2 separate regions of the Homo sapiens genome follow, and region 1 is linked to region 2. Evidence: chromatin loops called from intact Hi-C (ENCODE). Cell type or tissue: gastrocnemius medialis. All regions are shown on one strand. Each heading gives the region's core, and the rest is flanking DNA. Links, peaks and the distances in the headings are about the cores only.

The links. Peaks named below come from ENCODE experiments on the same cell type or tissue, not always from the same donor. Only the 100,000 strongest peaks of a DNase experiment are listed, where the experiment ranks them.
Region 1: a loop joins it to region 2, with 11 times the contacts of the local background. A loop is called at or near these places in 80 of 110 quality-filtered maps.

The regions. Positions count from the first base shown.
Region 1 is chr10:80,376,996-80,393,692 of GRCh38, forward strand. No RefSeq gene overlaps it. Among named protein-coding and RNA genes, the nearest start is that of PRXL2A, 23 kb to the right of the region's middle. In gastrocnemius medialis, for the core only: a CTCF peak has its summit at 6,214; no DNase peak of the experiment used is centred there; H3K27ac peaks cover 986 bases.
Region 2 is chr10:80,496,892-80,513,588 of GRCh38, forward strand. It overlaps TSPAN14 (tetraspanin 14), which reads left to right. Exons shown (of 9, transcript NM_030927.4): 3 at 7,837-7,887; 4 at 10,337-10,483; 5 at 12,410-12,580; 6 at 15,253-15,378. Among named protein-coding and RNA genes, the nearest start is that of TSPAN14-AS1, 31 kb to the right of the region's middle. RefSeq lists an enhancer at 463-1,426 and a silencer at 2,942-3,236. In gastrocnemius medialis, for the core only: a CTCF peak has its summit at 8,858; DNase peaks (open chromatin) are centred at 7,526, 8,855 and 12,996; H3K27ac peaks cover 7,918 bases.

The DNA of each region.
Region 1 (16,697 bases), core at 2,760-10,759, 120 kb before region 2:
TCTGGAGATTAAAAGTTTCAAGTATAAGATTCATCAGGATAAAAATCTTCCAAGCAATTATTTAGGAGAGGAATAAGTAATGAATACTTTGAGCCAGGGCAATTTTCCCCAGCAAATGCTGTCAGAAAATCTATGGAGAGGATGCAACTCAGTGAAGTTCCCTGGCAGACGCTATCCAAAGGAAGAAAATCTTTAGAGAAAGACAGCCAAGACAAAATGTCTTTGGAATCAGGAGCAGTTTGGAGCAAGGCTGAGTGGACACTGAGTTCATAAAGCCATATGCCTGCAGCCCATGAGGAAGAAATGTGCTGTGTTTTCTCTCTGGCAGAAATGACCTCTCTGGAGTTGAAGCCAGTGAGTGAACAGGTACCACGGAGAAGGAATAAAATTATCTAGCCACACTTCACAAGTTTCATCACAAGAGACAAGTTCCCTAGAGGCTCTTAGTAAAAATTGAGTTGCTCTGCCTGGAATTAAACCAAATTCCTTCCTGAAAGTGGTTATTCTATATTTAACTATAATTTTTCCACTATAGGGAAGTGATATTCTTAATTTTTTTAGAGACAGGCTGGAGTGCAGTAGGTGATCGAGGCTTACTGCCGCCTCAACCTCCTCGGCTCAAGTGATCTTCCCACCTCAGATCCTCCAAGTAGCTGAGGACTGCAGGTGCACACCACCACATCCAACTAATAATATTCTTTAGACATGAAGAATGATGGCAAAACTATCTAAGGAGCTACTTTTCAACATATTGTCATTCAAAACTATAACAAAGTATCAGGTCTAAATATGCATCAAACTTTAGAAACTCCAGACAAAAAAGCAGTTGGCAACAAAGCTATCTAAAGAATAAATGAGAGGGTATAGCCCCTTCGCTCAATGAAGAATGGAGACAAAACAAGAATAAAAAACTGATGGACCAGGTGCAGTGGCTCACGCCTGTAATCCCAGCACTTTGGGAGGCTGAGGCGGGAGTTTGAAATCAGCCTGGCCAACATGGTGAAGCCCTGTCTCTACAAAAAATCCAAAAATTAACTGGGCATGGTGGCGCACGCCTGTAGTCCCAGCTACTCAGGAGGCTGAAGCAGGAGAGTTGCTTGAATCCCGGAGGTGGGGGTTGCAGTGAGCCAAGATCATGCCACTGCACTGCAGCCTAGGCAACAGAGCGAGACTCTGTCTCAAAAAAAATAAAAAGTAAAAAATCGAAACTTTTATTAGACTCAGCATCTACATGACTAGAAAGCAAGCTTCTCTTTTTAAAGGTATCTTTTCCTCCTGCCTAAATAGTATCCTTTAAGTACCTAAGGGAGAAGGAAAACATTGACATACCAGGAGGTTGCTGGGACCAACCTCGACCATCCGCCCTCACCGCTAGGGAGCAGTATCAGAGAGATGAGGGACAGATATGCAGGGGAGGAGCTCCAAGTTCGGTGAACTTTACTAAGCCCTGCCTGCTGACATTGCCTCTAAGGGTTTCCTTTTATATTACTGGCAGAATGAACTTCAGAATCTTGTGGTTTTCTACCCCAGCTTCCAATCTGCTTAGCATCTGACCTTTTCTTAAAACAAAGATCTAAACATTTCCTAAAACAACCTCCCAGAACAAAAGCAAGAACGCACAAACATGGACTGACAATTTTGAGGGCTGATTACAAAAAGAGTGCTTTGATTTGGTACAGTCATACCTCGGAGATACTGCAAGTTCACTGCAATGAAGCAAATAAGGCAATAAAGCCAGTCACGCACAGTTTTTGGTTTCCCAGTGCATGTAAAAATTATGTTTATGCTATATTGTAGTCTATTAAGCGTGCAATAGCATTATGTCTTCAAAAAAATATGCATATGTAATTTTAAAATACTTTTTTTGCTAAAAAATGCTAACAATCATGTGAATCTTCTCCGAATTGTAAATCTTTTTGCTGGTGGTGGGTCTTGCCTTAACATTGATGGTTGCTGACTGATCAGGGTGGTAGTTGCTGAAGGCTGGGGTGGCTATGGCAATTTCTTAAGAGAACAGTGAAGTTTGCCACATTTCATCCACAGTAGAACTTCTTTCAAAATTGGAGTCAATCCTTTCGAACACTGCCACTGCTTTATCAACTAAGTTTGTGGAATAGTGAAAATCTTTGTTGTCATTTCAACAGTGATCACAATGTTCATGAATCATAAATGTTCTGGATGGCATGTAGAATGGCGAAAACTTTCCAGAGGTTTTTAATTTACTTTGCTTGGATCTATAAGAGGAATCACTATCCATGGAAGCTATAGCCTTACAAAATGTATTTCTTAAATAATAAGACTTGAAAGTCAAAATTACTCCTTGATCCATGGGCTACAGAATGGATGTTGTGTTAGCAGGCGTAGAAACAACATTTACCTCCTTATACATTTTCACCAGCGCTCTCAGGTGATGAGAGGCATTGTCAGTGAGCAGTAATATTTTGAAATAAATCTTTTTGGCTGGGTACAGTGGCTCACACCTGTAATACCAGCACTTTGAGAGACTGAAGTGGGTGGATCACCTGAGGTCAGGAGTTCGAGACCAGCCTGACCAGGAGTTCGAGACCATGGTGAAACCCTGTCTCTAGTAAAAATACAAAAATATTAGCTGGGCATGGTGGCACATGCCTATAATCCCAGCTACTCAGGAGACTGAGTAAGGAGAATCATTTGAACCCGGGAGGCGGAGGTTGTAGTGAGCCAGGATGGTGCCATTGCACTCCAGCCTGGGCAACAAGAGTGAAACTCAGTCTCAAAAAAAGAAAAAAAAGAAAGAAATCTTTTCATCTGAGCGGTATGTCTCAAAAGTGGGCTTAAAACATTCAGCAAACCATGCTATAAACAGATGTGCTATCCAGGCTTTGTTGTTCCACTGATAAACACAGGCAGAGTAGATCTAGCATCATTCTTAAGGCCCCTAGGATTTTCAGAATGATAAATGAGTGTTGGCTTCAACTTAACATCACCAGATGCATTAGACTCTAACAAGAGAGTCAGCCTGTCCTTTGAAGCTTTGAAGCCAGGCATTGACTTCTCCTCCGTAGCCATGAAAGTCTTGGACGGCATCTTCTTCTTATAGAAGGCTATTTCATCTACATTGAAAATCTGTTGTTTAGTGTAGCCACCATCATCAATTATCCCAGGATAATTATTTTCAATTATTTTCTGGATAGCTTGCTGCAGCTTCTATATCAGCACTTGCTGCTTCACTCTGCACTTTTATGTTATGGAGATGGCCTCTTTCCATAAACCAGCCTCTGCTAGCTTCAAACTTTTCTTCTGCAGCTTATTCATCTCTCTCAGCCTTTACAGAATTGAAGAGAGGTAGAGCCTTGCTCTGGACTAGGCTTTGGCTTAAGGGAATATTGTGGTTGGTTTGATCTTCCATCCAGACCACTAAAGCTTTCTCCATATTCGCTTTCTTATCATTTGTGTGTTTACTGGAGCAGCACTTTTACTTTCCTTCCATAAACTTTCCTTTGCATTCACAACTTGGCTGTTTGGCACAAGAGGCGTAGCTTTCGGCCTGTCTTGGCTTTCGACATGCCTTCCTCACTAAGCCTAACCATTACTACTTTTTTTTTTTTTTTTTTGAGACAGGGTCTCGCTCTGTGGCCCAGGCTAGAGTGCAGTGGGGTGATCTCAGCTCACTGCAACCTCCACCTCCCAGGTTCAAGCAAGCAATTCTTGTGCCTCAGCCTCCTGAGTAGCTGGGACTACAGGCACCACCACGTCCAGCTAATTTTTATATGTTTAGTAGCCACAGGGTTTCACCATGTTGGTCAGGCTAGTCTCGAACTCCTGGCCTCAAGTGATCTGCCTGCCTTGGCCTCCCAAAGTGCTGGGATTACAAGCGTGAGTCACCATGCCCAGCCCATAACTAGCTCTTGACTTAAAGTGAGAAACACGTGACTCTTCTTTTCACTTGAACATTTAGAGGCCATTGTACAGTTATTAATTGGCCTAATTTCAATATTGTTGTGTCTTGGGGAATAGGAAGGCATGAGGAGAGGGAGAGAGATGAAGGAATGGTGTGTTGGTGGAGCAGTCAGAACATACACAGTATTTGTTGATTGAGTTCACCGTCACACACACAGTATTTATTGGTTGAGTTCACCATCTTATATGGGTGTAATTGTAGATAATTACAAAGTAACATCAGAGATCACTGATTGTAGATTCCTATAACAGATATAATAATAATGAACGAGTCTGAAATATTGTGGGAATTATCAAAATATAACACAGAGACACAAAGTGGGCACATGCTGTTGGAAAAAAATGGCACCCATAGATTTGCACAACACAGGGTTGCCACAGACCTTAATATTTATTTATTTATTTATTTATTTATTTATTTATTTATTTATTTTATTGAGGTGGAGTCTCACTCTGTCGCCCAGGCTGGAATGCAGTGGTGCTATCTCAGCTCACTGCAACCTCTGCCTGCCAAGTTCAAGTGATTCTGTTGCCTCAGCCTCCCTAGTAGCTGGGATTACAGGCATGCGCTACCACACCCTGCTAATTTTTTTTTTTTTTTGAGACAGAGTCTTGCTGTGTTGCCCAGGCTGGAGTACAGTGGCATGATCTCGGCTCACTGCAACCTCCACCTCTGGGTTCAAGCAATTCTCGTGCCTCAGCCTCCCGAGTAGCTGGGATTACAGGCATGCACCATCACGCCTGGCTAATTTTTTGTATTTTTAGTAGAGACAAGGTTTCACCATGTTGGCCAGGCTGGTCTTGAACTCCTGAGCTCAGACAATCCGCCTGCCTCAGCCTCCCAAATTGCTAGGATTACGGGCATGAGCCACTGTGCCCGGCCAGACCTTTAATATTTAAACAAAATGCAGTATCTGCAAAACAGAGCAAAGCAAAACACAATACAATGAGGTATGTCTGCGCTTAATTTCTTACACAAATCAGATAGGTAGGTAGATAGAACAAACGACATTACTGGGATTCATCATGGAAATGTTCCACTATGGCCATTATGTATCCATTAAAAGCAATAATGTAGAAAGATACAAATTTATAATATCAGGGTGTGTGTTTGTGTGTACTGGTGTGTCTATCCACAGAGAACTATCTGGAAAGATGGTCATTTGAGGACAGGATTACTATTGAATTTGTATTTTGTCATGCTTTTCTGTATCATAAAATTTTTTATAAAGATCATGAATCCCATATAAAATAAAAATATGTTTTTTCATTTGGGAAAAATTAATTTTTTAAGCAAAACTTATCAATATGAATCTGGACAGCTCAACTTCTTCATTTTCAAAAGTAGGAAATGTATATTTGTCACTCTGGCTTTCATCGTGACTGTTAACATGGTGTGCTAGAGTCCCATCTAATAGTTTTTGTGTTTCAACAGGATTCTTCCTTGCCAGCCTCCAGGATGGAAGAGTAATGGAGGGAACTCTCTGGTTATTTTCTCTACCTGTCCTCACTCTAGGAGGAAAATTGACCTCTCTGGTTGTTGAGATTGTTAGGTGACTGCAAATCTTGGGGTTGCATTCATATGCTGGGCAGAGTAAATGTATTAAAAGTAACACTTTTGTGTTTCTTTTTTTTTTTCTCTCCTTGGTCTCTTAAACCTGCTGGTATTTGTGAGGCTCACATTTGCAGCTTCTGTATCTACAATTTGATGGGAAAGTCAGTCTCCTGGAGGGAAATGAGAGACACTACCACATTCTTCGGTTTATCTGATTATCTAACTGAATATAATTCTAAATAAACTATTACTCTACTCAAATGCAGGAAGGAGAACCTATTGAAACTGTTCTCTTGTCATAAAATTGCCCTCGGGTTCATTATTGTAATTACCATTACCATTGCTCATGGCTATATTATGATCACGAATATAACAGTCATTAGCTAAATGCTTCTGACTTTCCTTCCAGGCATAGACCTTCATCACGCATCTCAAACTCAGGAAGTCAGTCTCTGGTTCTCCCACCCATGAACATCCATCTCCAACTTCCACTACTCCCTGTGACACTTAAATGAGATAATTCACATAGAGCACATAGAATTAGCATGCCTGGACCACAGGGACTCCCGATGGCATCAGCATTGGCTGCTGCTGCTGTCATGATTGTTGTTGCTGTGCTAGACCTGTGTAATTTTAAAGTTGTAGTTGTCGCTGCTAAGGGACAATTTCCTGCCACCTCTACTGTTTTTTTCTCTGCATTAACAAAAGCCCCAGCTGGTTTTCCTCCCACAGCCATGTGGTGGCACCAGCACTTCACAAATTTTCATCTGAAATAGGTAGTTTTTTTTGTTTGTTTTTGTTTTTTTGTTTTGGGGCAGATTCTCACTCTGTTGCCCAGGCTGGAGTGCAATGGCGTGATCTCGGCTCACTGGAACCTCCACCCCCTGGATTCAAGTGATTCTCCTGCCTCAGCCTCCTGAGTAGCTGAGATTACAGGCACCCGCCACCACGCCCGGCAAATTTTTGTATTTTTAGTAGAGAAGGGGTTTCACCTTGTTAGTCAGGCTGATCTCGAACTCCTGACCTCAGGTGATCCACTCACCTCGGCCTCCCAAAGTGCTGAGATTACAGGTGTGAGCCACTACACCTGGCCTTTTGCTTGTTTTTTAAATTGACAAATAAAAACTATACGTATATGTATATATATATATATAATGTACAATATGTTTAACATGTGCATTACCTAACATACTTATCATTTTTTGTGGCATGCACACTAAAAATGTTAACCATTTTCAAGTGTACAATACATTGTTTTTAACTTTAGTCACCACGTTGTACAACAAATCTCTGAATTTATTCTCCAATCTAACTGAAATTTTATATCCATTGACCAACATCTTCCCAACCTCCACTCCCATCCCAGCCCCTGGTAACTACCATTTGAAATGGATGGTTATTAATTGCAGCAGGACTTTCAGCAGGGATCCTGAGGTCAGGTCCATGTTTCTGCTTATACAAAGAGTCAGCCTAGACAATCAGATCTTCCATAACCTGTAGAAATGTTTCCTTTTTGTGTTTCTTTTTATGGGGATTTACTTAGTACTTAATCTTGTGTAAATCACCCCTGCTTTGGCCTCCATATTTCTCAATAATTATGCTAAGATAGTCTAAGTAAACCAAGGGGCAACTTGAAAATAATAATGGTTATGTATTGAGCACTTACCAGACACAGCCATCCCTCTGGAGCTTACAGAGTAGCTGGAAAGAGAGATAATAAGCAATAGAACAAATAAATTTGAAGTACTATATGAAAATAAGTCCAGAGTGTGGTAAGTACTATGAAGAAAATAAAGGGCCACAGGGAGAAGCCACATTGTTTCACGGTTAGGTCTATATTCATTTTGAGTTAATTTTTGTGAAAGGTGCAAGGTGTGTATTTAGGTTCATTTTTTACATCTGTGCATCCAATTGTTTACCACTATTTGTTGAAAAGATCAGGCCGGGCGTGGTGGCTCACGCCTGTAATCCCAGCACTTTGGGAGGCTGAGGCGGGCGGATCAGGAGGTCAGGAGATCGAGACCATCCTGGCTAACACGGTGAAACCCCATCTCTACTAAAAATACAAAAAATTAGCCGGGCGTGGTGGCAGGCGCCTGTAGTCCCAGCTACTCAGGAGGCTGAGGCAGGAGAATGGCGTCAACCTGGGAGGCGGAGTTTGCAGTGAGCCGAGATCGTGCCACCGCACTCCAGCCTGGGTGACAGAGCAAGACTCCATCTCAAAAAAAAAAAAAAAAAGAAAGAAAGAAAAGAAAAGATCATCCTTTCTGCAGTGAATGGCCTTTGTGCATTTGTCAAGGATCAGTCGACCATATTTTTGTGACCTATATATCTATTTAACCAATACCACACTGTCTTGATTACTATAGCTTCATGTAATCCTTGAAATTGGTGGTATTATGGGAGGCTGAGGCAGGAGAATGGCGTGAACCTGGGAGGCGGAGCTTGCAGTGAGCTGAGATCACGCCACTGCACTCCAGCCTGGGCTACAGAGCAAGACTCTGCCTCAAAACAAAAAAAAAAAAAAGAAAAAAGAAAAAAAAAAGAAATTGGTGGTATTACTACTTCAACTTTTTTCTTCTTCAGTGTTGTGTTGGTTATTTGAAGTCTTTTCCTTTCATATAAACTTTAGAATCTATTTGTTGATATCTACAAAATAGCTTTCTGGGATTCTGATTGGGATTGCATTGAATCTATAGTTCAAGTTGGGAATAATTAATATTTTAATAATATTGAGTCTTTCTTTGTTCCCTTTTTTTTTTTTTTTTTGATACAAGGCCCAGGCTGGAGTGCAGTAGTACGATCATAGTTGACTGAAGCCTCAAACTCTCGGCTTCAAGTGATCCTCCCACCTCAGCCTCCTGAGTAGTTGGAACTACGACTGGCTAATTTTTCAATTTTTTAGAGATGGAGTCTCACATTGTTTCACAGCCTGGTCTCCAATTCCTGGCTTCAAGCAATCCTCCCACTTTGGCCTCCCAAAAGTTTGGGATTACAGGCATGAGCCATTGCACCAGGCCTTCTTTCTTTTTTCAGAGACAGGGTCTTGTTCTGTTGCCCTAGCTGGAGTGCAGCGGTATGATCATAGCTCACTGCAGCCTCAAACTCCTGGGCTCAACAGATTCTCCTGCCTCAGCCTCCCGAGTAGTTGGGACTCCAGGCATGAGCCACCACACCCAGCTAATTTTTCAATTTCTTAGATACGGAGTCTCACTATGTTACCCAGGCTGGTCTCGAACTCCTGGCCTCAAGTAATCCTCCCACTTCAGACTCCTGAGTAGCTGGGATTACAGCCAAAAGCCACAGTGCCTGGCTTGTTACTGTTTTAATCCATGAGACGGAAATAGGTCTCCATTTATTTAAACCATCTTTGACTTAGTTCATCAGTATTTTGTACTTTTGCACATGTAGATCCTATACATATTTTGTTAGATTTTTATACTTAAGTATTTTTGGTGCAATTATAAATGGAATTTTTTATTTCAAATTCCATTTGTACATGGCTGGTATATAAAAAAGCAATCTTTTGTATATTCACCTTGCTGTACTCACTTATTAGTTTCAAGAGTTTTTTTGTTTTTGTGTTTGGTAGATTCTTCAAGATTTTTTTCATAGACAATCATGTCATCTGCAAATAAAGACAGTTTGTCTCTCCAATTTAAATATGTATTCATTTTATTTTCTTTTTCTTTCTTATTGCAGTAGCTAGGACTTTCAGTATAATGTCGAATAGGAGTGATGAGAAGGATATCCTTGCCTTGATCCAGATACTATAGAGAAAGCATTCATTCTATTTGCTACTTTTTTGTGGAGGACTTTTGTGTCTATGTTCATAAAAGATATTGGGCTATAGTTGGCTATATTGGCTATAGTTTTCCTTTCTTGTAAAGTCTTTATTTAGTCTTTATTTAGTTTGGCTAGTAAGATAATGCTGGCATGACTTTCTCAAGTATTTCTCCATACTCCCCTGGCTGCAACACTTCTAGCTTATTTTCCTGAAGTCTTGATTCCTGTTGACTATGTTTTTCCCCCTTAAGTGAGACAGAAAGGTTAGAGGAAACTAATGTTTCTTCTAACGTTATGGAATGTTAGAATGTTCTTTTCCCAACTGAGTGGAATGAATGTTCTTTTCCCAACTGAGATCAGCCTCTGCCAGAGTCTTTTCCTCTGAAGATTAGATCTCTGTTATGTAAAATATTCTGGGCATATTTCACGGGCATTACTCTTCTTCTCCACTTCAAGAACCACTAAACCATAAGGGGAACTTCCTCAAGTCTTCACCAGCGGTACCTTGTGTGTTTCTTGAAAATAAAGTCCATGAAAGTGTGGGGGCCAGCCGGGCGCGGTGGCTCATGCCTGTAATCCCAGCACTTTGGGAGGCCGAGGCGGGGCGATCACGAGGTCAGGAGATCGAGACCATCCTGGCTAACATGGTGAAACTCCGTCTCTACTAAAAATACAAAGAATTAGCTGGGTCTGGTGGCAGGCGCCTGTAGTCCCAGCTACTCAGGAGGCTGAGGCAGGAGAATGGCGTGAACCCGGGAGGCGGAGCTTGCAGTGAGCCGAGATCGCGCCACTGCACTCCAGCCTGGGTGACAGAGCAAGACTCCGTCTCAGAGGAAAAAAAAAAAGTGTGGGGGCCACCACTAAGACTGCAGCTGTAGATGTTTGTCCTTCTCACACTAATCCACACACTACCTGCAGTAATTCATCAGAATTACTACAGATGCTTCTGGACTCATGATGCCGTTATGTCCCAATAAACCCATCATCAGTTGAAAATATCGTAAGTTGAAGATGTATTTTATACATCTAATCTACCAAACATCACAACTTAGCCTACACTACTTTAAGTATGTTCAGAACACTTACATTAGCCCAGCACTGCAAGAGAGCATTGTGCCACATATCACTGGCCCTAGAAAAGATCAAAATTCAAAGTATGGTTTCTACTGAATGTGTGTCATTTTCACACCATTATAAAATCAAAAAATTGTAAGTTGAACCATTGTAAGTTCGGACCATCCGTTCTGAGGCATCACTGAGCTGGCTTCTGCTCCAGGTAAGGAGATCTCAGCTGGACTTCTTGGAAGAGCCTTTCTCTCCAGAACCCAGATGGAGATTTGGCCTCCAAACCCAGTTTTCTGATAGATCCAGAGAAAGTCATTGATTTTCCAGTTTCCCGTATTTTTCTTGTAAGGATGAGAGCGCTTCTAACCTTTTCATATATCAGAATTGAAATCAGAAGTCCTCTAGAGAGACCACTTTAGATAGAAGGTCAGGGAACACTGAAAGTGACATTAGAATTGAGCTCCAAAAATAAGCAGGAACACAACAGCCCTGCCAGGCAGGTAATGGTACCATTTTACAGACAACAGTCCTAGGGCTAGAGAGAGAAAGTGATTTTGCCAAGAGTCAAAGCCCAAGGCTTTGAAAGGGCCCAGCCGGCTTCAAAGTCAATCCTTTCTTCATTCCACCAAGCAGCCTCAAACTCGTAATGCAAAGGGAGAGGCTGGAGGAGCCATCTGTCTATGGAAATGCTCAAATATATTCAGAGACTTTGAAATTGTGCCTTCTGGCTGGGCACGGTGGCTCATGCCTGTAATCCCAGCACTTTGGAAGGCCAAGGTGGGCAGATCACCTGAGGTCAGGAGCTCAAGACCAGTCTGACCAACATGGCGAAACCTCATCTCTACTAAAAAAAAAAATACAAAAATTAGCTGGGTGTGGTGGCGCATGCCTGTAACTCCAGCTACTCGAGGGGCTGAGACAGGAGAATTGCTTGAACCCAGGAGAGAGAGGTTGCAGGGAGCCAAGATCGTGCCACTGCACTCCAGCCTGGGCAACAGAGCAAGACTGTGTCTCAAAAACAATAACAACAAAAAGAAATTGTGTCTTCTTTTAGTTTTGCCTCAAATAAGCAAATTGAGTTTAAAGCTAAGCAAGTGTGTTATGGTGACTAGAGCTCTGGGCAGGGAGCCAGGAGACCTCAGCAGTAGCCTGGCTCTAGCAGGAGATTGCTGGTGACTTTGGGGAAGTGCTTACTCTCCCTGGGTTTTATTTTTTTCATCCTTAAAATAAGAAATCATAGACAAATCACAGGAAGTTTTTTTTGCATAGTTTTTTTCTTTTTTAACAGGAAGTTTTGAGTAGCCTGAGAACATTGAATTTTTCCATTGAATATCATTCTCCTTTGCTGTCTGTAGGCCGAAGAGAGTTAACTCTGCCTCAAGGGAGAGATTATCCATGTGAACCTCAGCTCTGGTTCAGGTTCTGATGAAGGGTTTAGAGCAAGTCAGATGAAATAGGGTGCAGACAAGGACAAGTTCTCCACCTTGCTGGCACCCTAAAGGTACAAATTTTCTGGACAAATCCTGGCCTCTGGCCCCAGGTAAAGCCTCAGCATAGGTGATATTGACCATTCTCATTGTTGATGTGCTCATGGCCTTATTTAATTCTTCTTCAGTGCTCATCTCACTGAGGACAGCTATAAAGATGAAGCCAGGGAAAGAACAGAAGCCACTGTGCAGATCATCTTGGATAGTCTAGGGGCTCATTAATTTGGCAGCCCCAGACTGGGTCTAACTGACAGCAGCCCACATTATGATGCTGGGCTAGGCTGTCTCGGGGAAGCCAGCTGTCTTCAGGCTTGCATGACCAGGTTCAGATTTGAGGTGGAAATTGCGCAAATGCAGTGATGCTCCGTATGTGTTTCACATGGCCACCCACACATCTCTTCATTCGGATGGAGACTGAATTAAAACTCCAACTCTACCTTTTCCTTGCTCTACGACCTTGACCAAGTCACTAATCTCTTTAAGCCTCCAGTTCTCCTCTTTAAGAGGATAGTAATGCTTTCCTTACAGAACTGATGTAAGGCTGGCAGATAATGTATGTAAAGCACTTAGCATGGTACAAGGCAGATCATGAGCATGTGGTCATTGGTAGTTACAGTCTTAACTATTACAACAATTAACTATTATAACAATTAAGTTAATAGTTATAACCATTTAGTACCTAGCCACTGAGTACTAAGCATGAGCTAGGTCCTATGCTTGGTTCTTCACATGAAAGAGAAATTAGTCCAATATAATCCCTGCCCTAAAGAAGCCTCTAATCCAATAAAAGAGCAAATCATATACTAAATAATTACACAAGTCTGATTGGCATCATGCTCCAGGAGAGGAATCACAGTCCTAAAATAATCCAAGGCAGGAGCATTTGCTGTGGATGTAGGAAAGGAGAATTAGGCTGGACTTTTGGATCTTACACAGGCAGGAGATGGAGGGGTAGAGGTCAAGCCCATGGACTCAGGATGGTGCAAAGAGAAGAGGACCCTACTACCCAGAGTTCCATTTACTAGTAAATTGGAGCACAGCCTACAGCCCAGTAGGAAGATCCATGCAATATCCTTATGCCTTTTGTAAGGGTATGTCCGTCTTCAAGACTTGCAGTGGCCAATAATGGGTCATGAAGGTACCTCCCTGAGGTCTCAGACTTCCTGTGAAAACAGAATTTGTGGAATCTTATCAGAGAACTTTCCAGGATGCCCCAGAGGAAGCCAAAGCACCTATGTCAGGTCTTGTGGCCTCCTGCATTCCATGACCACCCACAAGAGCACATTCAACAAACCCATCCTTAGCAGTTTCCTCACAATTACATTATTACCCAGACATGTACAAATCAATCTCCACACAGATACTTTCTAGCGGAGAAGGTCAGTGAAGCCTTTAAAAAGAGGTTGGCATTGAGCTGGATCTCAGTAGGATTTGGGGAAGATTCTCCAGGAAAGGGGAAGAGCAAAGCAAGGCAGAGACAGAGGCTGGAACAACAGACCACCTCTAGATCTGATAAGTGAGCCTATTCTGCTGGAGCAGAGGGCATCTCTGCCAGTGACAATGGCTCAAGTTTCCAAGTGCTTTAAAAGTGTATCAGGTTCTAGACTAAGATCTGGAAGGCATTAACTCATCAAACCCTCACAGACTGGATACTGTTATCTTCCCATTTTTCTTTTTCTTTTTTTTTTTTTTAGACAGAGTCTCACTCTGTCACCCAGGCTGAAGTGCAGTGGTGCAATCTCGGCTCACTGCAAGCTCTGCCTCCCGGGTTCACGTCTTTCTCCTGCCTCAGCCTCCCGAGTAGCTGGGACTACATGCGCCCGCCACCACGCCTGGCTAATTTTTTTTTTTTTTTTTTTGTATTTTTAGTAGAGATGGGGTTTCACCGTGTTAGCCAGGATGGTCTCAATCTCCTGACCTCGTGATCCACCCACCTCGGCCTCCCAAAGTGCTGGGATTACAGGAGTGAGCCACCGCGCCCCGCCATCTCCCCGTTTTTCTTAAAAGAAAGCTGAGGCTCAGTAAGATCAATGATTACCTAAGGCTACGGAGATAAAGCCTAAAGCAGAATTCAACCCTGACTGAAGTCCAAGCTTTAACCACTAAGCAATGTTAGTTTCCAATGAGAAACGATAGGAAAAGGAGATTAGGGTCAGGGCAGGTCACCTTGAGTAACTAGCAAAGAGCTTTGCATTCAGTGACACTAAAACTCTGCATCGAGAGTGTTTTGGAGGCCTCCAAGCTTGTAGTAGAATCTCCTTAAGCCTGAGCAGAAAGTTGCATGCAGACCCAGGCCAACAAACAACCCAACCTGGAGACCAGAAAAATTCTAATCTGAGATAAAGTAGTGTCTACTGGGAATGTGACTGCAGACCCCGGGCTTAGAAAGGTCTTTCCAGGTGCTAGGTGTGCTCATTTTACCATTCTTTTTCAACACTTTGGGCTTCTGTCATCTTCAAGACCCAAGGTGCCTGTCTCTGATCCAGGAGAAAAGTTCAAAAAAAGACCCAAGATGGCACTTGACTTGTTCTCATGGATATATATATTTGTTCCAGGCTGAGCACGGTGGCTCACGCCTGTAATCCCAACACTTTGGGAGACCAAGGCGGGCAGATCACTTGAGCCCAGGAGTTTGAGACCAGCCTGGCCAACATGGTGAAACCCCATCTCTATCAAAAATACAAAAAAAATTAGCTGTGGTGGTGCACGTCTGTAGCCCCACCTACTCCAGAGACTAAAGCAAGAGAATCCCTTGAGCCTGGGAGGCGGAGGTTGCAGTGATCCCAGATCGCACCACTGCACTCTAGTCTGGGCAGCAAAGGGAGACTCTGTCTAAAAATAAAAAAAAATTTAAAAATCTGCGTCCAGTAAAAATCAGCAACCCAGTGGCAGATGAGGGTATGGAAAAGAAGACAGAGAGAATGATGAGAATCTAGAGGCTCGCAGAGCCTCTCCCCACTGACCTGGCTTTGTTTGGGAGCAACATAGGGCCTTGGGTACCTCCTTTCCCTGCCAGAAGAGGAGAGGGAGCTCACCACAGCTGCTGGAGCACGATGAGCATCTGGCTGCGAATCAGGTCACCTTGAGGAAATGAATGATGACCTTGGACAAGTCTTTGTGCTATCTATAAAAGGATGGACCAGGTGATCCTGAAGACCCCTCAGCGTTTTGTTTGTTTGTTTAAATTTTTTATTGTGGTTAAAATAAACACATGATGGCTGGGCACAGTGGCTCATTCCTGTAGTCCCCACATTTTGGGAGGCCAAGGCAGAAGGATTGCTTGAGTCCAGAAGTTTGAGACCAGCCTGAGCAACATAGTAAGACCCTGTCTCTGCAAAAAGTTTAAAAAGTAGCCGGGCGTGGTGGCACATGCCTGAAGTCCCAGCTACTCAGAGAGGCAGAGGTGAGAGGATAGCTTGAGCCTGGGAGGTCGAGGTGGCAGTGAGCTATGATCATGTCACTGCCCTTCATCCAGCCTGGGCAACAGAGTGAGACCCTGTCTCAAAAAAACAAACAAAAACACATAAAATTGTTCCTAATCATATTTAAATGGTTACAGTTCAGTAATGTTAGATATGTTCTCATTGTTGTGCAACACATCTCCAAGTTTTTCGTGTTGCAAAACCGAAACTCTGTACTCATTAAACAACAATTCCCCATTTATCCCCTCCTCCCAGCCCCGGCAACTACTGTCTATTTTCTGTCTCTGTGATTGTTTTCTTTTTTTGAGACAGGGTCTCACCGTGTTGCTCAGGCTGGAGTGCAGTGGCGCAATCATGGTTCACTGCAGCCTCAAACTCCTGGGCTCAAGCTATCCTCCCACCTCAGCCTTCTGAGTAGTTAGGACTACAGGCATGCACCACAACACCCAGCTAATTTAAAAAAAAAAATCTGTAGAGATGGGGTCTCACTATATTGCCCAGGCTGGTCTCAACTTCCTGGCCTCTAGAAATTCTCCTGCCTTGGCCTCCCAAAGGACTGGGATTACAAGTGTGAGCCACCAATACCTGGCCTGATTTTGACTACTCTAGGTGCCTCATAAGATTCCACTCTAGGTGGACTCATACAGTATTTGCCTTTCTGTGATGAGCTTATTTCATTTAGCATAATGTTCTTATGATTCATCTATGTTGTAGTGTGTGTCAAAATTTCCTTCCTTTTTAAGGCTGAATAATATTCCATTTTGTGTGTGTGTGTGTGTGTGTGTGTGTGTGTGTGTGTGTAACATTTTGTTTATCCATTCATCTGTTGATAGATACTTGAGTTGCTTCCACCTCTTGGCTACTGTGAATAATGCTGCTATGAACATGGGTATGCAAATATCTCTTCGAGATCTGACTTGGCCTTTCAGGTTTAAAATGTAATGAATTTGTTTGCATATTTTAGTACTACTTATTTTTATTTTTATTATTATTATTATTTTTTTGAGACGGAGTCTCGCTCTGTTGCCCAGGCTGGAGTGCAGTGGCCTGATCTCAGCTCACTGCAAGCTCCTCCTCCCAGGTTCACGCCATTCTCCTGCCCTACAGCCTCCCTAGTAGCTGGGACTACAGGCGCCCGCCACCACGCCCGGCTAATTTTTTCTTTTTTCGTATTTTTACTAGAGACGGGGTTTCACTGTGTTAGCCAGGATGGTCTCAATCTCCTGACCTCGTGATCCGCCCGCCTCAGCCTCCCACAGTGCTGGGATTACAGGCGTGAGCCACCTCGCCCGGCTTTTTATTACTACTTATTACAAACAACAGGGCCGGGCACGGTGGCTCACGTCTGTAATCCCAGCATTTTCGGAGGCCGAGGCAGGTGGATCACCTGAGGTCAGGAATTCGAGATCAGCCTGGCCAAGATGGCAAAACCCCGTCTCTACT
Region 2 (16,697 bases), core at 5,474-13,473:
TTTGAAGTTGTTGGGATTTCATCTTCTTTGTCATTCTTGTGTCTTCTATTTACTGAATTTTTTCTCTTATAGCTCACTTCTTTCCTTTTCTTGCCTATCTAGTAACTTTTGATTGGATATTAGTTATAGTTTTTCTACTAAGTATTCTTCCCTAACAGTATTAAGTCTTTTGTGTCTGACATCTTTCATTTAATATCATATGTGAGATTCATTCATGCAGTTATACGTAGTTGTAGATCATTTATTCTTGTTGTGTAATATTCTATTGTGGGGATATATAATTTGTGTTATTTACAGTTTTAGGCTATTAAGACCTGTTACAGTGATATAAAAACATACCAGTGTTGGAGACCTGAGTATAGGGTATCCCAGGCTTTGTGTGGCTGAGCAGGATGACATCCCATCTTTCCTCTCCAGGTCCAGATGGTTTTAGTGTGATAGTTTACAGCTGAGCTTTTCAGACTATGGCTTGCAGGCCAAACCTGGCCTTCCGCCTGTTTTTACACATACAATTTTATTGGAACACAGCCACACCCATTCATTTATGTATTATCTATGGCTGCTTTCCCATTATAACAGCAGAGTTGAGTAATTGCTACGGGGATCATCCAGCACACAAAGCTGAAAATATTTACTATTTGGCCCTTTACAGAAATGCTGACCACTGCCTTAGTATCTTGATTTTCTACCCACTGTTAATCACTGTGAACTGTGCCAAAGTTAGGTTGGGGGGTTCCCTCTCTCCTGGGGGTACTGCCTATCACCTCCCTTGAATGGCTGTGCTCCCTCCGCCTGCCTTCATTTCCAGGGCCTTGACTCAGGTTCCTGGGCGGGGCTCAGTGGGGGTCAACTCTGTTATCTGGCAACACAGAGACAGCTGTGGAAGCTGCCCCTGGAGCCCTCTGCACAGTCCTTCCCCACATTGGGGCCCTCACATGGGTTTGCTGGCTCTGCTGGGAGGGCACATGTGTTGCCTTTTCTCAGAACCACCCTTCCGGCAGGAGGAAAAGCTGGGGTGTGATAGCTATGTGACCCCATGCAAGGCACCTCCTGCTCTGGGCTCTGTTTCCCTCTGTCATAAGGAAGCCGAGCCCTAGCATCCCTTCTGGCTCCCAGACCTTCCGAACTCCCACTGACAAGTGGCTTGGTTCAGGCTTTCAACACAGGACAGATAACTGCAGCTCCTCCCTTGGCCCACTGGGCTCTCAGGCCAGGTTGGGTCTGGGGTCTGCACCCTCTGGTCCTTTTTGGCTTCAAATTCTATTCAATCGTCAGCATTTCAAGTGGCCACAAGCATCTCTGTTGTTTCCTGAATGCCCCAGGCCTGGATTCAGGATTTCTTATTCTGGAGAGTACCAGGACCCTGGGGTTTCCGTCTGGTGTAATTTATAATGGCAAAACTCAGCCAGTGGGAGGTGCATGGGTCCTTGCTGCTTATTTTGCTGATTGACAGACTGAGGCCCAGGAGAGGGATGGCTTCCTCGAGACCCTGACTCTGTGAGTTAGGGACAAAGCTGAGACTCAGTCCTGGCTTCCTCCACTCTCTGCTGTTTTCTTTCCATCATCCTTTCCTACCTCACTTGAAAAGCCTCCAGAAGGCCGTATTTCCCTAAGCTCTGCTTCACTGTTGTCTCCAGAAGCCCAGTAAAACAGGTGCCTCTGGAAAGCACTTGGTCTTAGGACAGAAGCTGGTGCTGGAAGTAATTGGGGGTGGGGTACAGAACACCAGTGTCAAGAGAAGGAGACTCTGTCTTCAGGACAGCAGATGCTTGTGGCATATCCTTGAACGCCCCTCACATCTCTGCTCTGTCTGCCGTGCGGGAGGGCATGGCCACCTTGAGACTGGCTCTGTGCCTGGAGTAAGCATGTCACGTAGGATCTTCCTTCAATCTTTACAACCTTCCTGTGACCTAGGAAAGATAATCCCTGTTTTGTAGAGAACATAGGCTCAGAGAAGGTCTTGGACTCGCATGAGGCCCTGTCACTAGGTAGCTACAAAGCAGAGACTGGACCCAGGGCCGGCTTTGTTCAGGGGAAGAGGCTCTGTGAATGTCAGGCTGAGTCAGCGTGTGGATTGTGCAAGACCCGGAGGCCAGCAGGGCAGAGCCTGAGAGCATCGCCTGCTGCTGGTGATTCGCCTTGATCTTGCTGAGGAAAGGCCTCTGGGGCCTGCAGGAGTTGCCAAGTACTTTTATACACGCTTAAATGAAATCTTGCAAGGAGCCAAGGCCATTAAATCATGGGTGAGAGGCTGCCTTTGACCTGCTTGGAGCTGCATCTTTCTCCTCCAGTTCAGCAGGGCCTGGCCGGGTGTCACTTCCTTTTGTGACTTGATTGTGCTTGGGTAAAGTACCACAAGCTTGCTCGTGTGGTAAGTGGATTTCTTGTGTCTGGACTCTGGCTGGACCAGCCCAGAGTGCCCCAAGAGGACCTCCTGCCTTTCGCAAGGTCATTTGCCTAAGGTGAAAGGTCAATATTTAATCTTCACAGTGACCCACAAAGAGGCCCTGCTGCCTTGTCCACCTGCCCTGGTTGGGACACAGCGTGGTCTCACTGCCTGACAGTGTGGGTCATTTGGCTGTAGAGCTGCACAACCCCAAAGCCCCCCTGTGGAATTCCTACATCCCCGGGCTCTTGTGTGAGTGCCCGTGTGTGGAAGGCAGCTGCTCTGTGGGTGGTAAGATACTGTGTTGCCAGGGTCAGAGGCATCCAGGTTTGGTTCTTAAGTCTGCCACCAGCTAGCCGTGTGACCTTGGGCAAAGGACCAAATTGCTCTACATTTGAGCTTTCCCATGTGAAAAATGAGGGTAATTGAGCCAGAGTTATGGGATATGGAGGGATAGCCTTAGGTCCATTAAGTATTTAATGCAGCGCACAGCTCCCAGGAAAGGGCAGCTATTCACAGTGACCATAGCAGTTTAGGTGCTCGCTGGTCCAGCAGAGGAGGCTGGCCTCTCCTCAAGCTGGGCCGGAGCTGGGCCCCGTTCTTCAGTAGGTAATTCAATTAGGTCATGGGAGGGAGACAAAGAAGGTCACTTGAGGCTGGAGGGCACTCAGCTGAACCCTCACTCCCAGAAGATTGGCAGCCAGGGCTCACAGCAGCCAGGGCTTACCTGGCCTGGCCCCATGGACCATCTGCTGCAGAGTTCCAGGGAAGGGTTCCGTGGGGTGAAGCGGGCCAATGACCCAGTTCATTCATGGGACCGTTATGTGAGCTCTCAGGCAGATCACTTCCCCTGTCTAGTCCTCCCTCAATCTCCTGGTCTCTGAAACCAGGTTTGTTGGTACTCAGAGTTCCTGCCCTGGGCCACTGTTCATTGAACCCATGATCTGACATGTGATCCCCAAGTTCCTGTCTTTCCGGTGTGAGTTAACTTTAGTTCTTCCTTTAAAACAGAATGAAAACAACACAAGGCCTTATTCTTTTTTTTTTTTTTTTTTTTTTTTTTTTTTTTGAGACGAAGTTTTGCTCTTGCTGCCCAGGCTGGAGTGCAATGGCGTGATCTTGGCTCACCGCAACCTCCACCTCCCAGGTTCAAGTGATTCTCTTGCCTCAGCCTCCTGAGTAGCTGGGATTATAGGCATGTGCCACCACGCTCGGCTAATTTTTTATTTTTAGTAGAGATGGGGTTTCTCCATGTTGGTGAGGCCGGTCTCAAACTCTTGACCTCAGGTGATCCGCCTCCCAAAGTGCTGGGCCTCCCAGCACTCGGCCTCCCAAAGTGCCGAGATTTCAGGCATGAGCTACCACGCCTGGCCAAGTCCTTATTCTTAGAGCTGAGAGAAAGAGAACTGCACGCAGTGGTGGGGAGCTGGCTTCCCCAGTAAACACAGAGTCAGCCAGGGCTTTCCCTGGGGGCCTTGAGAAGAACAGCAAGCGAGGGAGGGTGTGGTCTGTGGGCCATATGCAGAGCGGTAAGCGGCCCTACAGCGGCCCTGCATGTGGGGAAGGGGCGATTGGAACAGAGGTGAGCAGGAGCAGGCCTACCTTTGCATGGGCACTGTGCCCCTGAGGGTGGGGATATGAACTGCTCTTGAGGTCGAGGGTCTTTTTTGAGAACTTGTGCAGACCAAAATTCCTTTTGTGAAACCAGTCACCTCTTCCTATTGTATCTATTTAGTCACTATTTAGTCACCTAGGAGAACAAAACAACTAAAACAGCACCTCAGCGTGAATTCACAGAAACCTATTAATATAGATGGAACTGACGCTGTTTTTTTTTTTTTTCTTTTTTTTTGGGAGACCTGGTCTTACTCTGTTACCACCCAGGCTGGAGTGCAGTGGTGCAATCTCACCCTTGACCTCCCAAGTTCAAGCAGTCCTCCCACCTCGGCCTCCCTGGTAGCTGGGAATACAGGCATTTTTTTTTTTACAGCTAATTTTTTTAGAAAACCTTTTTTTTTTTTTTTTTTTTAAGAGATGGGGGTCTTGCTATGTTGCCCAGGCTGGTCTTGAACGCCTGGGCTCAAGCAATCCTCCTGCCTCAGCCTCCCAAATTGCTGTGAGCCACTGTTCTCAGCCTGAGGCTGGTATTAATGTGGGAAACAATACCCTTAGAAGTCAGACTTAGTAGTCAAGGTGAGAGAAGGGGTGAGCTGTGAAGTGCAGTGTGGAGGAGAGAGGGGAGCTCCAGCAGTGGTTTTGTTGAGTGTCCTTAAGGTAGACTTTTCTCACCTGTCCCATGTGGCCCCACAGGATGAGCGGACTGTCATGGAAAGCTGTTAGGCAGGGGCTGGAATGTCTGTTGGGAATGCTGGATGGGGCATCGGCCTCTGGGCTTGTTCTGCTCTGACCATAGGCAAATGCCCCTGTATAGAGCTTGACCCATGCACCTGGGCCAGGCTGAGCTTTTCTTGGCCCACATTTGCTCTGAATGCCTTTGGATTGAATCACACCCAGAAGTGTGCCTGGGGGTAGCTAGAAGGACCCAGGCAAGCACTGTCCTGGTCTTGAATCCTGGGGAGTCACTCATGCCTGCTCTGTGCCTACTGAGGGCCAAGCCCTCCTCGTTGTTGGGCTGCAACTCTGAACAAAACAGGTAACATCTCTGGCCTCAGAAGGGCTTAGCTGGGGAGACACAATAGAGAGACAGCCCCTGTGGTCTGGGATCAGTGCCGCGAAGAAAATCAACAGAGGAGGTCACACATGGAGGATGGGGAGCAGTTCCACTCAGGGTGGTAAAAGGAGGCCTTGAACGCAGTGAGGGAGGAGCCAGGAATGGATATGGAGGAAGAGCATTGCCGGCTGAGGGAACAGTGTCCAGGCTCTGAGGCAGGGGTGATTTTGATGACTTCAAGAAACAAGAATGTCAGGGTGGCCCAGGGAGTGGCGTTGGAGCAGGGAGGTGGGAAGGAGATGCCGTGGGAGATGTGTGTGAAGCCTGGCTGCAGAGGCCCTTGGGGGCCATGGGAGAGACCGTGCATTTTCTTCTAGGTCTGCGTGGGAAGTCACTGCAGAGTTTCGAGGAGGGGAGTTCCCAGCTCTGTATTTTTGAAGGGTCAGTCTTGTTGCTTGGACCAGTGAGGAGCCCCGTGGGATCCAGACTCGAGTGGGTGGAGCCGGGGCAGGTGGGAGCAGAGACACTGGAGGAAAGCTGGTCGAATGCACTGTGTATTTGGAGGCAGAACCAGCAGAGGGTCCTCTGGGTTGAGTGTAGGGCAAAAGAGAAAGAAGGCACCAAGCCTGGGGTCTGGGTTTTCTCTCTTACACTTGCTGGGTGGACGGTGGTGCCACTGAATGAGACGGAGAAGAGTTGGGGGGAGCTCGGTTGGGGTTGGGGGACCAAGGCTGCGTAGTGGGGCACAGTAAGAGTAAAATATCGTTAGCTGTCTTAGGAGGACAAGTAAAGTAGACATTAGGGTATTTGACCGGGGGCATGGCCAGGACTGGACATCTGAGTGTGTCACTCAGCAATGTTTAGATGGTATTTAAGCCTTGTGAATTATGAGATCATCGAGAGGGCTCAGGGCAGGGTGAAGGAGCTAGGACTGTGAGTGAGGCCCACCAGCATCTAGAGGGGTCTGAAGGAGGAGGAGGAGGAAGAGCAGGGAGGAAGGCAGTCAGGGGCATATGCTTGGGGTCCCCGAAGCAGGGTGTGTCAGTGGAATGGTTGGAGGAGGAGAGAATGACCAGCTGTGACCAATGAGGTCAGATACCATGAGGAAAAGTCTTGGCCTCCAGCTTTGGCAAGAGGGAGGCAGGTCCCTGGGGGCCTTGAATAAGATGGGTGGGGATGGAGCCTGCAGGATTCGGCAGGTGGTGACCAGTCACCTTCAGGTTGCTCAGCATGCCAGTGTAAGACACCTGGGGAGGGAAAGGAAGCGGTCATGCATTCTATCAGGAAAACCCTTCCCAGCTAGTCAGTTCAGGGGGAGGACTGAGAAGCGGGAAAAGGGTGTGGTGTGATATGGTAGAAAGGGCTCTACCCCCTTGGCTTGGTGCTGTATCCAGTACTTGAGACGGTATCTGGCACTCGGGATGTACTCCGTGAATATTTGTTGAATGAATGAGTGAGGAGTGAATGAATGAACTGAGACTTGTGATTCAGCCCTTCTCCCCACTGCCTGACATTTTGGTCTTGGCCCTCCCTGGGCCCCAGTGCTCTGCTTTTGTAAAATGGAGGGATTGGTTCTTGGTGGGGGTTCTTTACTTAGTGTTCACAGACCATTGTGGGAGCCAGCAGTGGGAAGCTGTGACCCCTCTAAAATTTCATGCAAAATACTGGGCATGTGTGCATTTTCTGAAAGTGATCTGTGATCCAGAAGAGGTTGGATCACAGATCACTTTCAGGTTGGATGAGACTTCCTGGGGCTTTCCTTGAGCCCTTTCTTTCCATTCTAGCCCCTGGGGCTAGTTACTGAGTAAAATAGGTAGAAGTGGCTCAAGGCTTGAGATCACCGGTAGTCATAGAGAAGCGTGGTCCTGTTATTTATCGTGAGATGGTGATAAATGGCAGTGAAATGCCAGTGTGGTGTAAAGTAGTCACAGAAAAACAGGAGGCAGCTTTATTAACAGAGCCCACGTTGTGTTTTGTTGTATATGGAAAAGCCCTCCCTGGTTCAGGAACCTGTGTGATGTATTTGGGTGGGCGCCTTTCTGTTGTGGTGCACATGGGGTATGGGTTCCTGCAGGTGGGAAGTTGGGGTTGGGGGTGGTGCTCCTCTGGGGCGAGCTCATTGCTTAGAGCAAGCCTATTTTCATTCTCTAGCTAAAAGCCCAGCCTTTCCTGAGCATAGATGCGCCCCCTGCTCATTGTAGTTAACAGTAGGGAGGAGGCTCAGCCCTGGCCAGTGAATGGCCTGGGCCACTGGATAGCTGCTTATCTGTGCCTGGAGTCTATCTCCAGGGCTGGAGAGCTGGGGTGTGTGGCAGAGATGCTGGGCTGTTTCCCCCTGTCCTCACCCTGTGGTGGTGCCTGGTCCTATGCAGTCTCATCCTGTGTTGGGAACCTCTGAGGGGACCTGGGTCAGCCCTCCCAAGGGGTGATGTCTTCGTATACACCAGATAGTGCACTGAAATGAGTTCAGGGTTGCAGAAAGGGGAAGAAGCAGCACAGCCTGATGTCTGTGACCCATAGTCTCTCCAGGGTGGAGTCCGCTCTGAGATCTTTTCCTCTTCCTTCCCTGGGGCATAGGGTCATCTGAGGTTGAAGGAGTTTGTCCAGATATTCAGGAAGGTAGGTTCAGGTTATCTGTCATCTGCGGGGCCTGAGGGGCCATGTGGGATGTGAGCTAGGAGCATGCCCTACCTGGCAGTGTGGACTTTGCTCTGTGAAGCATGTTCACAGTGCTGGTTTCCAACCTAACTTCCTTCTCTCTTTCCTCTGCCCCGCTTAGTTGGCTGGAGTTGTCTTCCTTGGAGTCGGGCTGTGGGCATGGAGCGAAAAGGTAGGTGTAACTGTCGCAGGACACTGAGCTTCAGGCAGCCAAAACCAGATTCGTTGGACTTCATTTTCCCTCCTCCAATCTGTTCCCTGACAACAAGCATTTCTTGTGCAGTGTCAAGGTGTATAATTGTCAATCTTTACAGACACAGCTCTTGCGTACTCTGCCCACATGATAGTATTGGCTGCTGGAGGTATGGGCTGGGCTGGTTGGGTTTTGAGCCCTGTGGATGTGGAGAGCTCAGCTCTTGTATGCAGCTGTGCCCAGAGCAGGCTTGGGCAATCCAGCTTCCTGACCCTGTCTGTGCCTCTGGGAGCAAGCGGGCAGGTCCCTGAATACAGGCATGCTTATTGTGGAAGCCCTTATCCTCCAGGATGAGAAAGAGCAGGCAGCAGGGAGCGGGGCTGGGTGACATGCCCCCAGGGTGCCCTGTGGGGCAGGGGTGGGCCTTTAAGCACCTCTGGGCCTCCTTGCCCAGCCTCAGGAGGAGAGGGGAGGAGTGGAGACCTGGCTCCTACTGTCGGGAAGGACATGGTGCAGTTGCGGCTCCAGGAAGGGGATGAGACTGGATATGGGCAGGGTGGGGCTGTGCTGCTGCTTGTTGCCCTGTGGCAGGGGTGCTGGGGAGGCAGTGAGGGCTGAAAAAGGCCAGGGAGGGAAGAGGGGAGGGGAGGGAAGCAGTAAGGTGGAGCAGGCCTGGCCAGAAAGAGCCAGGAATAAAGCTTCCTCTAGTGTCTTGAGCCTAGGCCTTCTTCCTTCAGTGGAACCTCCCTTTGCTTCCAGCAGGAGGAGGCAGGAGAACCTAGGTCTACAGGCTTTCCTGCCATGGTCTTAGGGACTGGATAAGGCCCACCTTCAGGTTTGGGCACCTTCCAAGTGGCCTGTGAACCCCTAAAGGGCAAGAGCTGGGGTACGATGTCCCTTTGCCCCAGTGACCCAGAAGCAGGTTCAATCTGTGCCTCACAGCACCACCGTGTGGCTTCCCCTGGGACTGCAGCCGCCTAACTGGGTGTGGCCCTGAGTGTGGAGCTGGCTACTACAATTCCTTTGAATCTGTCGATCTAAAATAAGTGAAAAGGCCAGAACCTAGTTTAGAGAGAGTTTATTCAAGCACACATGTTGAGGACAGGCCTACCCAGGAAGCACAAATTCCAAAGAATGGAAGTCAGCCTTCCTGTTCGAAATGTAGGAGCTTGGGATCATTTATCCAGCCAAAGCCAGACAGAGACTCTGTTGCCCAGGCCGGAGCGCAGTGGCTGGATCTTGGCTCACTGCAACCTCCGCCTCCCTGGTTCAAGAGATTCTTGTGCCTCACCCTCCCAAATAGCTGGGATTACAGGCATGTGCCACCATGCCTGGCTAATTTTTGTATTTTTAGGTAGAGATGGGGTTTTGCCATGTTGGCCAGGCAGGTCTTGAGCTCCTGGCCTCAAGTGATCTGCCCTCCTCGGCCTCCCAAAGTGCTGGGATTACAGACGTGAGCCGCCATGCCCAGACACCTATGTATGTCTTGATGCTTAGTCACAATGTTCTGATTAGTTGAGGCGGTCTTTTTCTTTCAGGAAAGGTATGTTTAACATTCCACACTGAAGATGTAATTGTCCCTGGGTCTTAGATGATATCTGATCTGAGTTAGTAAAGAACAATGAAGGAAGCAGTTAAACTATAACAGAGATCAGTGACTGGAAGGGGGGCTGTGGTCTCTCCGGTCCCTTAGTTCAACCATAATCTAAGAAACAGAATTGCAAACATGCTACATGACTCAGTCTCCAGGGCTTAGCTTCCCCCTTGGCGTTTTACAAACCCTATGGAACTGCTCTGCCCATTGTGTGACTGTGTTTATATTTAAATTGAAATTGAATATAAATTAAAATTCAGTCCTTCTGTCTCATTAGCCACATTTCAAGTGCTCCACGATACCTGTGGCCAGACAGTGGGGGTATAGTCTAAAACACCTCCATTGGTGTAGAAACTTCTATGGACAGCATTGCTTTGGCCTGCCCTTGGGCGTGTTTTCTACTAGAGTGTTCATATTGAGGCTGTTTTCATCTCAGAAGAGTAGTGTTCTTCATTAATTAGGTGCCAAATTGGGGGACTAACAAGGTCAGCCACCTGGGTGACCAGTTTGACCACAGGCCACAGGGCCCCGTTTCCCTCCAGGCCTGGAATAGGCACCCCACAGGCTGCAGAAGAAGCCTGGTGGCTGCCTAGGAGGAACTTGTAGCGTAGGTGGAGGCCAGGAACACTTTCTGGGACCTGAGGTGGGCAGGGATCGCCTGGTCGGAGGGGCCCCTAAGGGCATGGATGGGGCCGGACTCTGGCCTGGCTGTCAACAAGAGGGCTGAGCCTGGGGAAGCAAGTCCCTGTTTTCAGTACCACCTGCATCCCCCAGGGCAGCATCCTTGACTCCCCTTCTGGGCCAGTGCTGCCCTGCTTTCTCTGTCTCTTTCAGGGTGTGCTGTCCGACCTCACCAAAGTGACCCGGATGCATGGAATCGACCCTGTGGTGCTGGTCCTGATGGTGGGCGTGGTGATGTTCACCCTGGGGTTCGCCGGCTGCGTGGGGGCTCTGCGGGAGAATATCTGCTTGCTCAACTTTGTGAGTGGCCACAGAGACAAGAGTGGGATAGGATGCAATGGGGTACAGGCTCTGCTGGGCAGGATTATATGTTACCTGGTCAGAGCAGGTGGCAGCTCTTAGGAGCCTCCCCTAGGCCCCTGCCTGGGAGCAGGAGGCAGCCATTTGCACTCTACTGTCTAGAGAAGCTGGTTCCTCCCAGCAGGAGAATTAGGTACCCTCTGGTTTTTAGCCCTGGGTGGGAGGAGCCAGCTGCCTATAGGCCAGCTCTACTCCCCGCTCCTTTGCCTTTTATCTTCCTTCAGAAATTCTAAAAGAATTGTTTGTCTGCTACTGTCCTTTGCCCTTCCTGGCTAAGATCAAAAGATGTTGCAAGTAACCTTAAATCATTTCCCTCCTCCAAGGATGTGTGAGTCTGTTGGATGTACAAGTCAGAATCCCAAATTTCCTGGCAGAACTGCAGATTACTAAGAGTTTAGTTTTATATTTAGATACAAATTCATGTTTAGATTTATTCAGTTAAATAACACCTGGTGGGGAAAACACATTATCATATTTTGCAGTATATTGTTTGTTGACTTCATTAGATCAAGCTTTCTTTTTCTTGGACATAATTTTAAAAGCAAAACTATGGGCTTTTTGTCCTAATTTTTTCTCTGGAAAAAAAAAAGAAAAGCTATGTTTAGCATCTTGCTTTTATATGAACAGAGATTACGTTTTGGCAGGCCTTGTGTGCATATGTGTGTTTCCTTTTTCTTTTCTTTTCTTTTTTTTTTTTTTGATACCGAGTCTCGCTCTGTTGCCCAGGCTGGAGTGCAGTGGCGTGATCTCGGCTAACTGCAAGCTCCGCCTCCCGGGTTCACACCATTCTCCTGCCTCAGCCTCCCGAGTAGCTGGGACTACAGGCGCCCGCTACCATGCCTGGCTAATTTTTTTTTGTATTTTTAGTAGAGACGGGGTTTCACCGTGTTAGCCAGGATGGTCTCCATCTCCTGACCTTGTGATCCTCTCGCCTCGGCCTCCCAAAGTGCTGGGATTACAGGCGTGAACCACCGCGCCCGGCCGTGTGTATGCTTTTTCTTACTTTGAAAGATTACTCCAAATTGGCCGGTTGTGGCAAGCTGCTTAGTGTCTTATATGGCCAGTGATAATGTCTGTGAGAGCGCAGACTGCAGGCTGGGAGTCTGCCCTGATGGGATGTGGACCTGTGGCTGCACTGGCCCCTTGCAGAATGCCACCACTGCTTGTGGCCTGGGGCAGCTGAGCTTCTGGAGGGGTCTTTATGCTGACGATCATATACTTTCATGCAGAGTTGGTACAGATAACATTGGCACTTCCAGAATTGTAAAGAGCCCTGCAGGGAACTCACATGTCCTGCATGAACTATGTGACCTCAGGCAAGCTATGTACCTCGTGACATAGCCATAGTTTCCTCATCCCTAAAGTGAGGTAACAGATACGTAGGCACTCGATGGTTTTGTGTGTGTAGTGGGGAGTCATCAGATAATGTCTTGGGCACAGTGTCTGTCCTAAAGGAGCCGACACCCCAGGATGCCACCCTGGAGGGTCCAGGTGGAACTGCTGGGGTAGGACAGCCATTCATTCCTGTGATAGGGGTCTCCTCCTTGTCCAGGGAGGAGGGCTGCTTCATAGCAAGTGATTGACACATTGGCTTGGAGCTTTCTCACACTTTTTCACGCATTTGAGTGTTATCAGCAATGCAGTGACATGGGTAGGGATAAATAGCCCCTTTTTACAGATGAAGCGAAGTTGTGCAGAGTCACCCAGCTAACTCTAAGTGTGGGGTTCTGGGGCCCCGATGTGGGACTCTCAGGTGCAGAGCCCACGCTCTGCTGAGGATGGTGGTTCTGGGTCAGGTGGGGTTATGTGTGTGGGGGTGCAGGCTGGTGGGGTGGTGACTTCTGCTCCCGTCCCCTTCCCCTGCAGTTCTGTGGCACCATCGTGCTCATCTTCTTCCTGGAGCTGGCTGTGGCCGTGCTGGCCTTCCTGTTCCAGGACTGGGTGAGGGACCGGTTCCGGGAGTTCTTCGAGAGCAACATCAAGTCCTACCGGGACGATATCGATCTGCAAAACCTCATCGACTCCCTTCAGAAAGCTGTAAGCACCTCCCCAGCGGGCCCCCGATAGAGCATGCACCTCCCTGTGCTGCCTGGAGCTGAGTCTAGCAGGGGCATCAGGCCTTCTCTGTGGGTTGTCTGCCTGCAGCTTGGCAGACAGCAGGGAGGCCGTGGAACAAGCCACTCCACCTCTGGTCTGTTCCACTTTGCCGGCTTGTGGTTGCCTGGTGGGCCAGCCCTTTCCCATTGGGATTGGGCAGGCAAGTCCAGCTGTACCCGAGGCCACCCACCCCCCACGTGCCCGGCCCTCCTCTTTCGGCCCCAGATCTTTCCAATCCTGCCCAATAGCCATACCAGCTGCAATCCTCCTTAGGCGCTGCATACCGTAAGGCACAGCTTCTTCCCCCCGGCTCATGACTCACCATCTGACGCTATTCCTATCCCCTTCCTCCCCGGGACCTTTTCCCCTTCCTCCCTGGGACCTTTTCCCCTTCCTGTTTAAGAAGCCAGGGCTGCCTGGAGGAAGCTTTGTCAGATCTAGTGGAATGTGACCTCCCTGGAATATGTGCCCAGGGGTTTGTCTAAGCAGTTCCAGGCTATGGCCTTTACTCCATCTGGTCCCCATCCCTCTTATCTCTCTCATGTGTGGCTGCACCTGGACGCTTGGACCATAGCTGTCACAGCCCCCTGGGGAGGAACCCACTCCTTGGCCATGTCAGCCTGTGCAATGCAAGGCTCTTGTTTGATCTGTGTGCTGACAGAAAGCCCAGCTTCCTTAAGAACTTTTCATGTGGAACACTTTGGTTTTGAGAAGAAAATAAATCAGAAACCATTAAAAATCTATGATTCACTCTCATTATTAACCAAAACTTGTTCACCTTTATTTCATGTATTATGGGATCCAGCAAAACCCATTTATGGGACCAAAGACCCTGCCTGTATTGTTATTACTAATGTGTATTAGTCTGTGAAAGTCACCAAATCCCCGCCATGTTTTGATGCCTCTCCTTTCTTTTCTGTTCAGTGCCACCGTCCTTTTTTCATTTTCACGTAGCCTTGGCTTGCCTGGTCTCAGCATGCTAGGTTGCGGTTCATCCCTGCATTGCCTTAAAAACATAGTTTTCTGCATTGACTTCTTTTTCTTTTAAAAATAAAACTTCTGGCCGGGCGCGGTGACTCACGCCTGTAATCCCAGCACTTTGGGAGGCTGAGGCGGGTGGATCACAAGGTCAGGAGATCGAGACCATCCTGGCTAACATGGTGAAACCCCATCTCTACTAAAAATACAAAAAATTAGTGGGGTGTGGCGGTGGGCACCTGTAGTCCCAGCTACTCGGGAGGCTGAGGCAGGAGAATGGTGTGAACCCGGGAGGCGGAACTGGCAGTGAGCCGAGATCACGCCACTGCAGTCCAGCCTGGTCAACAGAGCAAGACTCCGTCTCAAAAAAAAGATAAAATAAATAAATTAAAACAAAACAAAACAAAACTTCCCAGGGGAGGGATTCAGTAAATTACAGAGCTTCCTTGGAGTGAAATTTCAGGTAATCACTAAAGCAAGTGGAACCGTGGAGGTGTGGGGGAGACAATTTTACCTGAGAAGTAAGCAAAACAAAATAACCAACCAGAAATCACTGTTGTCATTTGTTGTGATTATTGCCATAACCATGTCAGCTGTAAGGGCAAATGCAAAGAAGTTTTTTAGGGGAAAAGACACTGTCAACTTCACAATGATGCTTTCAGTGTTTGGATTTTACACACTTTTTAGTCAAATAAGGATTTTCTTTGTAGCCACACCAGATGCGAGGAAGGGGAGGGCAGAGGCCCCAGGTGTGGGGCAGAGCTTTGATTGTGTTACCTTTCACCTTCATCGGACCTCTTTTCCTCAGGAGCAGACACTTAGCAGCTGTTTTTTGTAAAGGGGTGAAAAGGGGAATTCACTTGCAAGTTTCTCAGGGAGGAAGAACACTGCACACTAGGAAGTGTTCTCTTGTGGCAAGTAGAGGACCACACCAAGGTGCCGAGGGGGCCACAAAGGAGAGGACGCCACTCTCCTGTCTGAGGAGGCTGGAAGGAGGCGTCTCCTTTGAGGAGGCTGGGAAGAAGAGCAAGCTCCCTGCTAAGGAGGGCCAGGGCTGGGTATGTTGTGCCTGGCAGTGGGGCCAGAGGGCTCCACTGAGCCAGCCATGTGGGTTGGACAGAGGAGGCACCGTGGCCCGGAGATACCTTCACTGCCATTTCCTTTTTGTTATTATTTTCTTTAACACATCAAAAGGGCAGGTCCTCTCTCTCTCTCTCTCTCTCTCTCTCTCTCTCTCTCTCTCTCTCTCTCTCTCTCTCTCTCCCCTTTTTTCTTTCTCTCCTTTTCTCTTTCTCTCTCTCTTTCCTTTCTTTCTTTCTGATTGGGGGTGGGGGTCTTGCTGTGTTGCCCAGACTTGTTTCCAACTCCTGGGCTCAAACCATCTTCCCACCTCAACCTCCCGAGTCACTGAGGTTACAGGCCTGAGCTACTACGCCTAGCTGTTTTCTTCTTAAAGGGCTGCCTGGGTTGCCAGCTTAGCATCTCTGCACATGGGAGGTAGGGGGCGGGCCTTGATTTCTCTGCATGGTAGATGCCGGCAGACTTAGCCTGGCATCACTATGAATGATGCCCTATGCTGGGCAGCCATGGCCCTGTCTTGGAGCCCCTAACAGTTCTGGCTTTTGTGGTTGCAGAACCAGTGCTGTGGCGCATATGGCCCTGAAGACTGGGACCTCAACGTCTACTTCAATTGCAGCGGTGCCAGCTACAGCCGAGAGAAGTGCGGGGTCCCCTTCTCCTGCTGCGTGCCAGATCCTGCGGTGAGTTGGCTTGTGCTGGGGCACAGGGAGCCCGCCCTTCCTGAAGCCCAGAAGCTTTCCTGACTCCTCCAGTGCTCTAGGATACTTCTCTGTCATGGAGGTCTGAGGAGCAGGTGTGCTTTCTCCACACCCTCCTCAAGGCTGCCTCAGCTCTGAAATCCGATATGTGTACATTCTAGGAACACTGCTTGCATGACCCACCCTGGCCTTGGTGTTCTGGGTGAGGCAGGAGAAAAACAGTATTATTTCTACCTGGAGGGCTGTCACTTGCAGCTGGCCAAGAGCTATGAGTGAAATAAGGCCCGCTTATCCCTCTTCCCTGTCCTTTTTCTGGAGCAGATTCCTAGAACTCAACAGTGCACGGGGGCTGTGGGTACACATCATTAACTGGGGAACAGTAGTGGAGAATTATTTTCTTTCTTTTTCTCTTTCTTTTATTTTTGAGACAGGGTCTTGCTGTGTCGCCCAGGCTGGAGTGTAGTGGCATGATCTTGGCTCACTGGAACCTCTGTCTCCTGGGTTCAAGCGATTCTCCTGCCTCAGCCTCCTGAGTAGCTGGGATTACAGGTGCACGCCACCACACCCGGCTAATTATTTTCTGTTTGTTGTTGTTGTTGTTGTTGTTGTTGTTTGGTTTTATTTTAGAGACAGTGTCTCACTCTGTCACTCAGGCTGGAGTGCAGTGGTGCGATCTCAGCTCACTGTACAACCATTGCTTCCCCGGGCTCAAGCAATTCTCCAGCCTCAACCTCCCAAGTAGCTGGGACCACAGGCTTGAGCACCACACCTGGCTAATTTTTGTATTTTTTGTAGAGATGGGGTTTCACCATGTTGCCCCGGCTGGTCTTAAACTCCTGGGCTCAAAGCGATCTGCCCATCTTAGCCTCCCAAAGTGCTGGGATTACAGGTGTGGGCCGCTGTGCCTGTCCTGTCCTTTCTTTACCTATTGGCATTCCCAATCCAAGGCCAACGTCCTTGGGTTCCAGAAGCTGGGTTCTTGGGGTGAACTGTGAAGGAGCTCTGAATTTTGCCTGAACTGAGCCTGAGTAGAACTGGGCCAGTTGCCAGCTCTCGGTGCAGTTATGCAAAGCCTGGTCCTGGGTTACAGGCTTTGAGAAGGCAGAGCATCACCACTATTATATGGGCAAGTTCTGCAGCCCAGGAGAGGCTCAGATTTGCTGAAGCTGCACAGCTCTTCTGAGGTCTCCACTGCGACTGTGAAATGTACCAGTCTTGTAAGTGTTGCTTTTAGCACATATAGTTCTTACCTCCAAGTATAGGTCTTACCTCCTAGCAAACTGTGGCCCCCAGGCCAAATC